Regions from separate parts of the Homo sapiens genome. Here regions 1 and 2 are each linked to region 3. A link is a contact called in ENCODE Hi-C or POLR2A ChIA-PET data. All regions are on one chromosome and are shown on one strand. Each heading gives the region's core, a stretch centred on a gene start or an enhancer-like site at or near the end of the contact. The rest is flanking DNA. Distances are from core to core; before and after follow the strand shown.

Evidence for each region. A loop is a pair of places that touch in the nucleus more often than their neighbours do. ChIA-PET counts read pairs that join two places held with the same protein, here RNA polymerase II (POLR2A). Pooled maps may share reads with other maps.
Region 1: POLR2A ChIA-PET joins it to region 3 with 12 read pairs in activated CD8-positive, alpha-beta T cell. The contact joins the promoter of LINC02446 here to the promoter of CLEC2D in region 3. A Hi-C loop is called at or near these places in 2 of 50 pooled maps. POLR2A ChIA-PET finds 5 or more read pairs at or near these places in 4 of 52 experiments (activated CD8-positive, alpha-beta T cell, activated naive CD8-positive, alpha-beta T cell and naive thymus-derived CD8-positive, alpha-beta T cell).
Region 2: a pooled map shows a loop between it and region 3 (7-fold over the local background). The contact joins the promoter of GABARAPL1 here to the promoter of CLEC2D in region 3. A Hi-C loop is called at or near these places in 1 of 168 maps with a recorded cell type or tissue (CD4-positive, alpha-beta T cell) and 10 of 50 pooled maps. POLR2A ChIA-PET finds 5 or more read pairs at or near these places in 2 of 52 experiments (CD8-positive, alpha-beta memory T cell and OCI-LY7).

The regions. Positions count from the first base shown.
Region 1 is chr12:10,551,141-10,555,217 of GRCh38, forward strand. It overlaps LINC02446 (long intergenic non-protein coding RNA 2446), which reads left to right and starts at 2,239. Exons shown (of 3, transcript NR_146456.1): 1 at 2,239-2,376. It also overlaps the pseudogene SLC25A39P2.
Region 2 is chr12:10,210,751-10,215,135 of GRCh38, forward strand. It overlaps GABARAPL1 (GABA type A receptor associated protein like 1), which reads left to right and starts at 2,127. Exons shown (of 4, transcript NM_031412.4): 1 at 2,127-2,469. The coding sequence starts at 2,380. GABARAPL1-AS1 (GABARAPL1 antisense RNA 1) reads right to left here and starts at 4,317. Exons shown (of 3, transcript NR_170310.1): 1 at 3,892-4,317; 2 at 3,304-3,619; 3 at 2,899-3,212. RefSeq lists an enhancer at 1,364-1,906 and a silencer at 2,000-2,259.
Region 3 is chr12:9,668,463-9,673,005 of GRCh38, forward strand. It overlaps CLEC2D (C-type lectin domain family 2 member D), which reads left to right and starts at 1,251. Exons shown (of 5, transcript NM_013269.6): 1 at 1,251-1,333. The coding sequence starts at 1,273.

The DNA.
Region 1 (4,077 bases), core at 989-3,488, 880 kb after region 3:
GCCACTGCAGTCCGCAGTCCGGCCTGGGCGACAGAGCGAGACTCCGTCTCAAAAAAAAAAAAAAAAAAAAAAAAAAAAGATTGAGCCTCATCACAATAGTGCGTAGAGATCAGAGGTCAGGGCTCTGTCACACAGGACGGCCTGGAGTTTGTCGTAAGCCAGTGAAGTAGACGGTGGTGGCTGGCAGGTTCATCACCCAGTTATCCTAGCGCCTCACAATCTTCACAAAGGCACCCATGCTGCCAGTGAAGCGCGTCCTGGCGGCACAGCGGATACCATTTGGAGACAGGTGCAGGGGCTCCAGGACACCACTGCGGCACAGGAGGCCCTGCCCCGTGGCTCGGAGGGAGGAGGGCGATTCGGCTTAGGAGAGGTCCAGAGTCTGGAGTGAGGCTTCAGTCCCAGCAGGGCGCTGAGAGCGCAGGCGGACCTTCACCACGTCCAGGGGTGTCCTGGAGATGGAGGTGACGGCTGCCCGAGGCCACCACTTGTTGGAGGAGGCTAACGCCCTCAGGTCCTGCTCAACCGCCTCCTGGCTTCAATCCTGCCTCTAGGCCTGGCTGGCGCGGCGGCGCGCTCGGGCTCACTGCAGGGTCTGCGCATGCTCGCCTCCTGACAAAGCCCACTCTGAGAGCATTGCTGAATTTGATTTGCTGATATTTTGTTTAAAAAGATTATTTCTATTCAGGGAGGATATTCGTCTGCAGTTTTCTTTCCTCAACATGCCTAATTTTTATATTAGAGTAATTCTGGTCTCATCAAATGAGTTGGGAAATGCTCCTTCCTCATCTAATTTCTGGAAGGGTTTAAGTGGGATAGGTGTTACATTGTCCTTATATGTTTGGTAGAATTTACCACGAAAGTGTGGGTTTTCTTTGTGGAAAGGTTTTTTAACTGCAAATTGAATTAGTTTAATAGATATAGAGCTAGTTAGGTTAACTATTCCCTCTTAAGTGGACTGTGGAATTGTGTCTTTCAAGAAATTTGTACACTTTACATGTTATTGAATTAATGAGCAGAAAAATACTTAATATTCACTTATCCTTTAAATATCTGTAGCATCTGTATTACTTTTCCTACTTTTATTCCTGATATTGGTAATTGGTGTCTTCTTACAGTTTTGGGGAATAATCCATTTTGTTGACATGTTAAAAGAATCAGCTTTTGGTTTATTTTTCTCTATTGCCTTTCTATTTTCTATTTCATGGATTTCTGCCCTTATCTTTATTATTTCCTTTCTTCTGTTGGATTTGGAATTAATTTTCCTTATTTTTTAAATTCCAAAGTTGGAATCTTGGATAACTGATTTTAGACCTCTCTTTTCTAAATAGCATTTTATAACTTCCCTCCAAGCAGTACTCCAATAGTAGCAGAAATTTTGCTATGTTGCACGTTTATTTTCATTCAGTTCAAAATATTTGCTAATTTCGACTACAATTCTTCTTTCACCTATGTGTTATTTATAAGTGCATTTTAAAATTTTACCATATTTGGGAATGTTCCAAATATCTTTCTGCTATTGAATTTTTAGATTTATTTGTGGTCAGAGAACATGCTATGTATAATTCATTTTAAACATATGGGCTCTTTTGGCCCAAAATATGGTGTATCCTGGTGACAGTTCTGTGTGCAGTTGAGTATTTTTTTCTATTGTTGAGTGGGGTATTCTATATATGCCAGTTATTTCAATTTGGTTGATGGTGCTCTTCCAGACTTTTTATGTCCTTACTGATTTTTTTCTAAATATTCCAGTAACCACTGAGAGAGGTGTGTTGACATGTTTGACTATAACTGAGGATTTGCCTATTTCTTCTTTCAGTCTTGGCAGTTTTGATGCAGGAGAACATGGTCAGGAGACAGGGAACCTAAGATTGATTCACGCTGACTTCCTAGAACTGAATCAAAAGGAAAACCCCACCTCTCTATACCCAAGTAACAAAAAGATCAGGGGCTACTCCCTTTGCAACATCCCCCACCCCTTTTCTGCATTGAAGACGAAAAATGAAAGTATCTTTCATTGGTTCCCTCCTGAAACCAATCAGACTGATCACAGGCCAAGTCTTCATGTGTAACCTTGTAACTTTACTTCAGCCTCCTATTGGTCACCTTCTGCAACCAATTAGACTGATCACAGGCCACTACTTCATTTACATAAGGTGTAAACCAAGTAACCAATTGGAAACCTCTAGACGGTATTTAAACTCCAGAAAATTCTATAACCAGCCTCTTGAGCTGCTTGCTTGGCCCACTCTCACTCTGTGGAGTGTACATTTGTTTCCATAAATCTGTGCTTTTTTTTTCATTGTTTTGTTTGTGCATTTCATCCAATTGTTTGTTCAAAATGCCAAGAATCTGGACACCCTCCACCAGTAACAGGTAACAGTTTTGGTTCTATGTATCTTCAGATCTGTTATTAGGTATATATACATTTAGAGTTGTATGTCAGCTTATTGCTTTTGATCTCATCAACATTATGTAATATTCTTTATCTCTGTTGTAGTGATTGACAGAATTTTCTTTCAGTATAACAAAAATGCCACTTTATCATCTGATCTGCAAAGTTTCAGATGTGAAATTATAATTCGTATTGTCTCTAAACTCTTGGATGACCTGTTATGTTATTTTTTTACTCTTTTCTTATTTTTGGTAGTTTAGTTGGGATAATTTCTGTTCATCTATCTTCAAGTTCACTTGATTTTTCTTTCCCTATCCTGTGTTCAGTTTTCTAAGAAGTGCATGGAAGGAATTCTTTATTTCTGATATCATAGTTTTATCCTTGGCATTTCCACTTGACTCTTTTTAAAAATATAGTTTTCATCTCTGAAAAATTTCATCATATATCAATGCATGTTTTTAAAATTTCCACTGTTTCTTTGACATATTAAAAAATTATTTTAAGTTTCTCACCAATAATTTCAACATCTTGAACACACATATCTTGAGTTTTATCAGCTAGTATTTTTTTTTGGCAATGGGTCCTTTTCTCACTTTTTGTGTGTTTGTCGCTTATAATTCTATTGAATGGCAAACACTGTATGTCAGGCCAGCATGGCGATACCTCTTCTGTAAATCTGTAAAGTTGAAGTGTTGAGCTAGTTTATGTTTCATTGTTCCTGTGGTCACCTTTAGTACACCACAGACTTCAAATGCTCCCAGTGATGTACTGCCACTACCTTACACTTCGTGCAGGGTCTGGGGAGCGGGAGGTTTTTCTTAGTGTTCTGTTCTGATTTCAGCACGCCCTGCACACCTGCAGTGTGAAGAGGTTCTCTCTCTAAACTGTTGCCCCTCCTCTCTTGTGGCTTGTTACGTGAAAATAACGACAGTGTTGGGAGAAATAGAAATTCTAGTTTATCTTGGCCTATTCTCAGTCTTGGGCAAGGCCCTATGTACCTTGGCCTCAGGAGTGTGGTTTCCTCAGCATTCCTCATCGTCCTCCTCAGCAACCAAGCTCTTCTTGTATCTATGGGGAGTCTTGGGCAGGAAAGAATTTCTCCTCTGCTGGCATAGCAGATCTCTGCCTTGTGTCACTGTGGGATCCTTGACCCCAGAGGGTTTCCTGCTCCTCTCTGTTTGAACATCTTTTTTCTTCTCCCCTTCCTTCAACAGCAGAATGTTTTTGACTAGGATCAGTAATGGGGGAGTTTTCTGCCCCTCTTCAAGCAGTAGACTGTTGTTGTGTGTTGCTTGGTGCAAGGCTTGTGGTGGGAGGTATGGTGGTTTCCTTCTCTTTTCTCTGCTACAAAGAAATTTTGCTTTTAGCTTTCTTTTTGCATCACGTTACGTTCTGTAAGACCAGGAGAAAGAGAGAGGTTTATCCTACCCCTCCCCCAAGGGCAGAGAACTTTTGCTTATACTGCTTCTCTAAAAGCACTCAAACTTTGCCTGATTCCTGGGAGCAGGAGGGTTTGTTGGCCCTCCCTAAGTATCTTAAAGGTTTTGCTTCAAGTGAGAAAAGGCACTGGGAAATGCTGAGGTTTCATGCCTAGACGTCGCCATGGCTAAGGGGCTTTCTCTGGCTCTGCCCTGCCCCAGGCCTTCTAATGAGCTCCCACTTGAGGCCTGTGGAAAAGACCT
Region 2 (4,385 bases), core at 877-3,376, 540 kb after region 3:
GCTGGAATGCAGTGACACGATCTTGGCTCACTGCAAGCTCCCGCTACCACGCCCGGCTAATTTTTTTGTATTTTTAGTAGAGGCGGGGTTTCACGTGCTAGCCAGGATGGTCTCGATCTCCTGACCTCGTGATCCACCCACCTCCGCCTCCCAAAGTGCTGGGATTACAGTCGTGAGCCACTGCGCCCGGCCTCATTTTAGTTTTGATGCAAATATAGTTAAACCCTCCCGGGTTCTCCCTTCCGGGTTCAAGTGATTCTCCTGCCTCAGGCTCTCGAGTAGCTGGGGACTACAGGCGAGCGCCACCAGGCTCAGCTAATTTTTTCTGTATTATTAGTAGAGACGGGGTTTCACTCGTCTCATGTTGGCCAGGATGGTCTCTATCTCTTGACCTCGTGATCCACCCACCTTGGCCTCCCAAAGTGCTGGGATTACAAGCATGAGCCAACGCGCCCGGCCTATTTTTATTTATTTATTCTTTTTGAGACAGAGTCTTGCTCTCTCTCCCAGGCTGGAGTACAGTGGGCGATCTCAGCTCACTGCAGCCACTGCCTCCCGGATTCAAGCGATTCTCCTGCCTTAGCCTCCACAGTAGCTGAGACTGTAGGAGCGCGCCACCATGCCTTGTTAATTTTTGTTTTTTCTGTAGAGACAGGGTTTTGCCATGTTACCCAGGCTGGTCTTGAACTCCTGAGCTCAAGCGATCCTCGGCCTGGGCCTCCCAAAGTGCTGGGAGAACAGACGTGAGCCACCGCGCCTGGCCCCCTGTGGGTGTTTTTAAAATTAGAGACACTGAGACCCCGACTGAAGAAGATAGGCCACGGGGCTGCTGTTATCTAATATTTATCAGAACTCACCCGACTTGTATGGGCAACGCAGCCCCTTTTCACTGTTCTTTTTCTTTGCAAACTCCACAGTCCTCCCTGTCGCTGCCCTACAGTACTGGTTGGAAGGTCTTTCTTCTTTGACTCTAGGTGGGGAAATCCAGAACGAGGCTTCGCCTCACCTGCCCTAATGCCCAATCTTCTACTAGCATTCCAGGCAGCGCTTTCTAGTCACGTGAGGGATACCTAACCACTGGAACTAAATAAGATGTGGGGGAACAACTGAGGTCATCACCTAAATTGCTTGATACTCTCTTTTCCAGAAGACGAGCCCCCTTTCTGAGTTTATGGCAGAAAGTGAATCCCTCCCTCCCTCCCTTCCTTTCTTTTTCTGTAAGACGGTGTTTCGCTCTTGTTGCCCAGGCTGGAGTGCGACGCCGTGATCTCCGCTCGCCGCAACCTCCGCCTCCCGGGTTAGAGCGGTTCTCCTGCCTCAGCCTCCAGAGTAGCTGGGATTACAGCCATGCGCCACCACGCCCAGCTAATTTTGTATTTTTAGTAGAGACAGGGTTTCTCCATGTTGGTCAGGCTGGTCTCGAACTCCTGACCTCAGGTGATCCGCCCGCCTCGGCCTCCTGGGATTACAGGCGTGAGCCACCGCGCCCGGCTAGAAAGTGAATCATTTCTATATTTGATTGTACGTGAAGCCCTCGGTAGTCCTTACTGACATCATGTCTCCTTTAGACTTTGATTACACTCCGTGTCCTTCATCTGACTCCTCTCTTCAGATTCCTGAGTCACGCTCTGTTTATGTTGCTGTTCAGGAGCGAACTGCGGCACCGCCCAAACACTGTGACGCCAGCGCGGGAGGAGGGCCGCGGGAGGGGCAGCGGAACGCGCAGAGGGCACGGTGCAAGCACGGGACAGCTCTGCATTGGCCAAAGGGATCCCAGGAGGCCTGGCCCTCTTTTCTCCTGAGGCTGGATCCCAACCAGCAGGAAAAGGCTGGATTTTCGCCTTTTGTATTTGTTTTGGGGCCCAACCAAGAAAAACAGTGGAGGGGGAATAAAACATGTTTAAATCTTTTTTTTGTCTTAAAACCATCTTTAATTTCACAGTCACAAAATAAAACATAACTCGAATGTTTTGATGTTTGCAGTGACATCGATTGTGAAAAAGGTTAGCCAGAAAGGAAACGCAGTGAGACAGAGCGCTCGGCCACCCCCTGCCCTGGGCGCCTGGCGCATGGGGGGCGGGGCGGGGCTCGCGGGGTGACGTCACAGCCCGACGCGCCACCCAGCTGTTTTTGTGCTCCCAGCTCTAGCGAAAAGCCGCCGGTATTTCTCCATCTGGCTCTCCTCTACCTCCAGGCAGGCTCACCCGAGATCCCCGCCCCGAACCCCCCCTGCACACTCGGCCCAGCGCTGTTGCCCCCGGAGCGGACGTTTCTGCAGCTATTCTGAGCACACCTTGACGTCGGCTGAGGGAGCGGGACAGGGTCAGCGGCGAAGGAGGCAGGCCCCGCGCGGGGATCTCGGAAGCCCTGCGGTGCATCATGAAGTTCCAGTACAAGGAGGACCATCCCTTTGAGTATCGGAAAAAGGAAGGAGAAAAGATCCGGAAGAAATATCCGGACAGGGTCCCCGTGAGTGTAGAGGAGCGGAGGGGATGGGAGGGGAAGGGCCCGCGGGGGCGGGGGCGGGTAGTCGAGATGGCTTCCCTGGGGCGCCCAGGCGGCTCTGGAGAAGGGAGGTTCCGAGAATTACTTAATCCTGAACGCCCTTCAGTGCCAGAGCCAATGGACGTCCAGACTGTAGAGCTTTTAAAACCCCGTATGCCTGGGCCCCGAACCCCACTTCAGGGCTGACGGCGTTTTGGGGGCCGAGCCGCCGTCTTCAGTGACTCAGCAACCCACACACGGTCTCAGCAGCTGAGACCGTGTGTGGGTTGCGGTGCACAAAATAGGGCCCCTGTGGGCGAGACTGGTTAGATCGGGGCCATGGATTGGCTGCCTTTAAGAACGCAGGGACATTGTGCTGTGCGGTGAGGTTTGCGCAAACCCAGTCGATTTCTGCCTTGGCTGGTTCTCCTTTAATGAAGTTGACTTTGGCTCTCATATCATTGGTCTTGGGACGAAAAGGTTCAGAAGCTATTCAGTAATTTTCTTGCATTACAGGGGGTTAGGGGAGCACAAGACAGTCCTGGCCTGGAAAACAAGGTCACGTTCTCTGCCCAACAGCCCTCTTGCCTCATCGTTCTAGGCTCCGGGGCTTGTGTGGGGACAGCCAGCCTCCTCGTGTTGATTTCTGATCACCTGGTACCTGGTCGCGATAAGGCAGGACTGAGACGTTTTTTCTCCGTTTTGGACACCGGCTTAAGTAGTTAAAACTACCGCAGGCAGTGAGTAGGAACAGAAAAGTATTAGGTATCTTTCAGCATCCGGGCGTTTTCCCCATTACCCCCTCCCCCGCCCACTTGCCTGGTGTTTCTCTAATGCAGGCTGCGCAGCCGAATTGGAGGGCAGAATATGGCTTAAGTGGTAGGGGGACCAGCAGCTGTTGGATTTTGGAAATGGAGGAGCGGAGATTTTAAAATTGTGCTCTTTATCTTCAGGTAGGAACATTAGTATTACGTGTCACATAATGGTAAAATAATTGCTGTTATCTGATGTCTTTTCTTGACTCACAGCCACTCTGGGTTTCTTCTCTAATCCTTACCTAACGTTCGTGGTTTTATAGCTACCAGAAGCCACCAGGGCCTTAGCCCAGCAGTAGAAACCTCTTGTAACCCTTTTCCTTTAAAAAGAAAAAAAAGTCATTAGGGCTCTTCATTCCCCAGGAATTACAAAAAGGTTTTCAGCTTATAGAGGGGTGAGCTAATCCCTTACTCGGGAAAGGATCCTTTACAAATTACTTTCCTGGTTTCTGGACCTTGGATACCTGAAAATTTTGCCCAGTTCTGGTGATACCAATCTTTTGAGCAATGATATTTAAAAAATACAATCAAGTTTTATTGATAGTTTACCCTAGCGGTATTATAAGTACTCAGTCTGTAATCATTGACTTACTTCCTTACACGATTACCCGTTCTACAGATGGAGTATTCAAAGCACAAAGAAATGCAGTAACTTCCTAAAGGTTTCACATTGCTGATCTGTGGTTGAGCTGGAATTCCAACCCTGTCTGAAGGACTGTGGAGCTCTCGGGTATCTTAACCTCCATGCCATATTGTTTCTCAGTTTCTAATATAGTTGTATTAACCAGAATTAATGACGTGCTGTGGACTTTACACTGTTAAGTATTGGAAATAGATAAATATTTATGTGCATTCACTCTGAATATTTTAGAGCATTCTGTTCTTTTCCTGCTCATAGTTTGGTGTTAAATGTTTTACTCCTGTGATAATTTTTAAGCCATTAAGCCTGTCACTCAGATTTCAGCTTTCCTAGGGTTATGTTTTAACCAGTGGTGAGCTGCTCCCAAGGTGACCAGTCTGTGACCTTCTTTCTAGTTATGACGCAGGTTCCTTGATTTGGTTCTAGTTCTGGGAATTCATTGCATC
Region 3 (4,543 bases), core at 1-2,500:
TCTCAAGCAATTTTCAAATTATTAAATTTCACAGGAAAGGAGGTTAGGAAGAACTATGTGAAAAACAGACTTGAACTTTTGGCAATCACATGTTGTTCAGGAGACAAAACCAAATTCAACTTCCAAGAAAGAGAAGCAGCTTTGATAAAAAGCAGGTTCTCAGATGGAATTACTAGAAGGCTTTATCATAGGTCCTAGGACAAACTAGAAATGATGAAATAGTAAAGAAAAAGATATATAAAATCTTACAGAAACTGGAACTCAGTCCTAATGCAACTTCATTTCTATTTGATAAAGGCAATAGCTGTCCAATCTGGAACTTATTTCTTACAGGTAAGGGGGGCTACTGTATAGAATTCAAAAGCAGGGAAAATATGTTGTCAGAGTTAAGATAGAGATTGTATTTGGGGTAATGAGCGTTGCAGGACATGAGTAGGGCACATAGCGTGTTGGTATTGTTTTACGTGGTTTTAAGATATACTTCATCTAGGCACTTGTTACATGTTATATTTTTAATGAATGTGTTTAGTTGTATGCTTATGATTTGTGCACATTACTATAAATTATATTTTAGTAAAAGGTGCCCTTACTGGCATTTATATACAAGAAATCAACACATCTGACAAGAAGCTCTTGCTGCTAAAGAGCCTCTGTGCTCCTGGATCATGCCAGAGGGAGCACAGAAGCTGCACACCGTTCAAGCCCATTTTTGAAAAGTTGTTGTAGCAGCCATAGCAGCAAATTCCCAAAATATCTTGAAGAAATTGAAAACAAGATATTTTTTGAATGAGCGTAAACTCTTGGGAATGAATTTTAATTTGAGATTAAAATTGCTGTTGTCTTTACTTACCTAACATTCATTTCCTCTGAGAGCCAACTCCTTCCTTTCAATAAATTCTTATTTTCTATCATAATATTGCTTTGTACCGCACAAAATACAATTATAATTTTTAATAGTCAAAGAAATTTTAAGTTATCAAACATTAGTTTCTTTCGTAACCAAAATACTGTTAGAGAAGTAGCTTCAACTTTTTAAAATTCTTACAAACACCAGTTTATTCTGTTGTGATGAGCTGATTTTTGAAACAATTTATGCTTCATTTGTTCCTCTAGCTATATTTAACTTAAAGGCTTGACATTTTGAGTTACTGGGGCGGTTACACACTTACACGTTTTAGTCGTTGGGCTTTTTTTTTGTTTTGTTTTGAATCATTCTTGGGGTTGAAAACGTAGAGACTGTGGTTTAGATCACTCATAGAAACTGGAGGCAAAATGCATGACAGTAACAATGTGGAGAAAGACATTACACCATCTGAATTGCCTGCAAACCCAGGTAAGAAGCTGGGCTCTACAGAGTAAGTGTGAGGACTGGAATGGGAAGGTAGTGGTAGTGATGGGCTCACACAGGAAAGGTGCTGATCTAGTAAAAAGTTTTCAAGGATAAGAGATGGAATGTGGGAGTCCATAAATTGGCTTATAATTTGTGTAAAACATGCATATATTTATATTCCCAGTTCTAACAACTAAGGAGAGGGAACAATGAGAGAAAGATGTAAGACAATGAGATAAGGTTAAGTTTAGGATTGAAAATAACAGTTAATTTCACTAAAAAAAAATCTATACAAACTCTAAAGTGTTACTCAGATACAAGATACCATCATTATTACATAGGTAGAAAACCTATCATGGAAGCTCTTAAGAGAGAAAAGGTAGAAAATAGTATGTAAAGGACATTTACAAATCAAAAAAGTAACAAAGGTTGAGTAGAAACTTAGTAGGGCATTCTAATGGAATTATGTTACATTGGATGCACTGGAAATATATATATATATAGCTTTATATGATGCTTTAGTAAGTGAAAAAAATGACTTTTGCCACAGTTAGGGAATATCAAGGTTTTATAACTTAGGACTTAAAAGTTTGGAGTTTTCTCCTCCCAACTTAAAAGGTAATCAATTTGGAGAAAAGGTAATTCAGAGGCAGAAAAAGATGAACTCTAAATGTTGTTAAATGACTTCATTTATTTCTTCATTCATTGGGTATTTTGAGCATTTTATACCAAATGCTTTAAACTGTTTGTCGGATAGTTCCAACATCTCTGTCATGTCCTCCTTGGCTTGTGTTTTCTTTCCCCATGGAAGTTGACATTTTCGTGGTTCTTCATATACTGTGTAATTTTGGATTGTAATTTGAACATTTTGAACAAATATTTAGTTAGACTGGATCTTATTTAAATTTTGGAGTATATTGATACTATTGTTTTAGCAAGCAATCACCCTGGTGAGATGAAGACAATCTGTGGGATCTGGTTCCAATGTCAGTTCCATTCTGAAAGCCTTTGTAGTGCTATTCAGACATGTGCATCAACCAGGGGTGAAATTGGGAACTGTGCAATGCTCTACTCATTAGTTCAGGTCTTAGCATCTTTAGTGTGCCAATTAGAACCATATCTAGGCATGCATAAGTTGAGGGGCAGGTGAATCCAGGAGTTTATGAATAATGTTCATGGGTCTCTTTCTAAAGTTTCTTCCTCTTCACCATCTGACCCGTACTTTCAGGTTCCCAGGGGCTTCTCCTTTCCATCCTCCAGCTAGAAATGCGGGCCTCCTTTTATTCTGATGAACCATATACTTCTGCAATTATAGCTGCATCTTTAAGCTCATGTGGCAGACGGACAGTGAGAAAGAAGAAAAAAAAAGCAAGAGGTTTGGCCCCACTCTCATGGAGCTACAGCTCAACTGAATGGAAAGGATTGACTTTAGATTTCTTTTCTTTTTTTGAGGTGGAGTCTCACTCTGTCCCCCAGGCTGGAGTGCAGTGGCGCGATCTCGGCTCACTGCAAGCCCCGCCTCCTGGGTTCACGCCATTCTGCCTCAGCCTCCTGAGTAGCTGGGACTACAGGCGCCCGCCACCACGCCCGGCTACTTTTTTGTATTTTTAGTAGAGACGGGGTTTCACCGTGTTAGCCAGGATGGTCTCGATCTCCTGACTTTGTGATCCGCCCGCCTCGGCCTCCCAAACTGCTGGGATTACAGGCGTGAGCCACCGCGCCCGGCCGAGGATTAACCTTTCTCAAGGTTTTGGCTATTGCATGTTGCTGTAGTTTCCCCTACCATCATCAGATTGCCTGAGGTTTGAGGCACATGAGAATGTAGACAAGAGGGGGAGAAAAAATAAACGTGGTATTTTCACACTCTATTTGAGATAGGAGTTTGCTTTTCTGTTCCTCAGACCATACCTCTAGTGCTTCTCCTGGAGCCCTCTCTTTATGCTGACAGAGGCTCAATTCCATGTTTCTGGCTGTATTAAGTTCGGGGCAGTGATACTAGAGGAGGGAAATTTAAATTCACCACTGGTTTGATGGCTCTTTAAATTTGGATATTCTTGTAAGATCTGCTGCTAGTATATCCTTTTTCCTTTTGCTCTTTTTTGTTTTGTTTAAAGACCATATTTTTAGAGCCATTTTGGGATCACAGCAAAATTGTGAGAAAGGTAGTTTTTTTTTTCATTTTCTCCTTGTTGCCACACATATATAGACTCTGTCTTAGTCTGTTTTGTGCTGCTATTACAGAATACCCAAGACTGGGTAATTTATAATGAACAAAATCTATTGGCTCATAGTTCTGGAGGCTGGAAAGTTCAAGACTGAGAAACACATCTTGCTCCATCATCCCATGGCAAAATTTGGAAGGGCAAGAGAGCACATGCATAAGAAAGAGAGAGAGCAAGAGGCACCAAACTTGCTTTTATAACAAATCCACTTTCGTGATAGTAAACCCACTCCCATTATAAGGACATTATGACCTGATTACCTCTTAAAGGACCTGCCTCTCAACACTATTGCATTGGGGATTAAGTATCTAACACATGAACTTTGGAGACACATTCAAACCATAGCAGTCTCTAACATCAACATTCTTCACCAGCAGTACATTTATTACAATTAATAACCTACATTGGCATATTGTAGCACTCAAAATTCATAATCTGATGGACTTCCCTTTGTCAGTGACCTGACCTTTCTCCCTGGCTGCCCTTAATATTTTTTCTTCCATTTCGACCTTGGAGTATGTGTCTTGGGGTTGATCTACTCATGAAGTATCTTATTGGGGTTCTCTGGATTTCCTGAATTTGAATATTGGCCTGTCTTGCTAGGTTGGGGAAGTTCTCCTGGATTATATCCTGAAGTGTGTTTTCCAACTTGGTTCCATCCTCCCTGTCTCTTTCAGGTACTCCAGTCAGTGGTAGGTTCGGTCTTTTTACATAGTCCCATAGTTCTTGGAAGTTTTGTTCATTTCTTTTCATTCTTTTTTCTCTAATCTTGTCTGTCTGCCTTATTTCAGCAAGAGAGTCTTCAAGCTCTGATATTTTCTCTTCTGCTTGGTCAATTCAGCTATTGATACTTGTGTTTGCAACATGATGTTCTCGTGCTGTGTTTTTCAGCTCCATCAGGTCATTTATGTTCCTCTCTGAACTGGTTATTCTGGTTAACAGCTCCTGTAATCTTTTATCATGCTTCTTAGCTTCTTTGCATTGGGTTAGA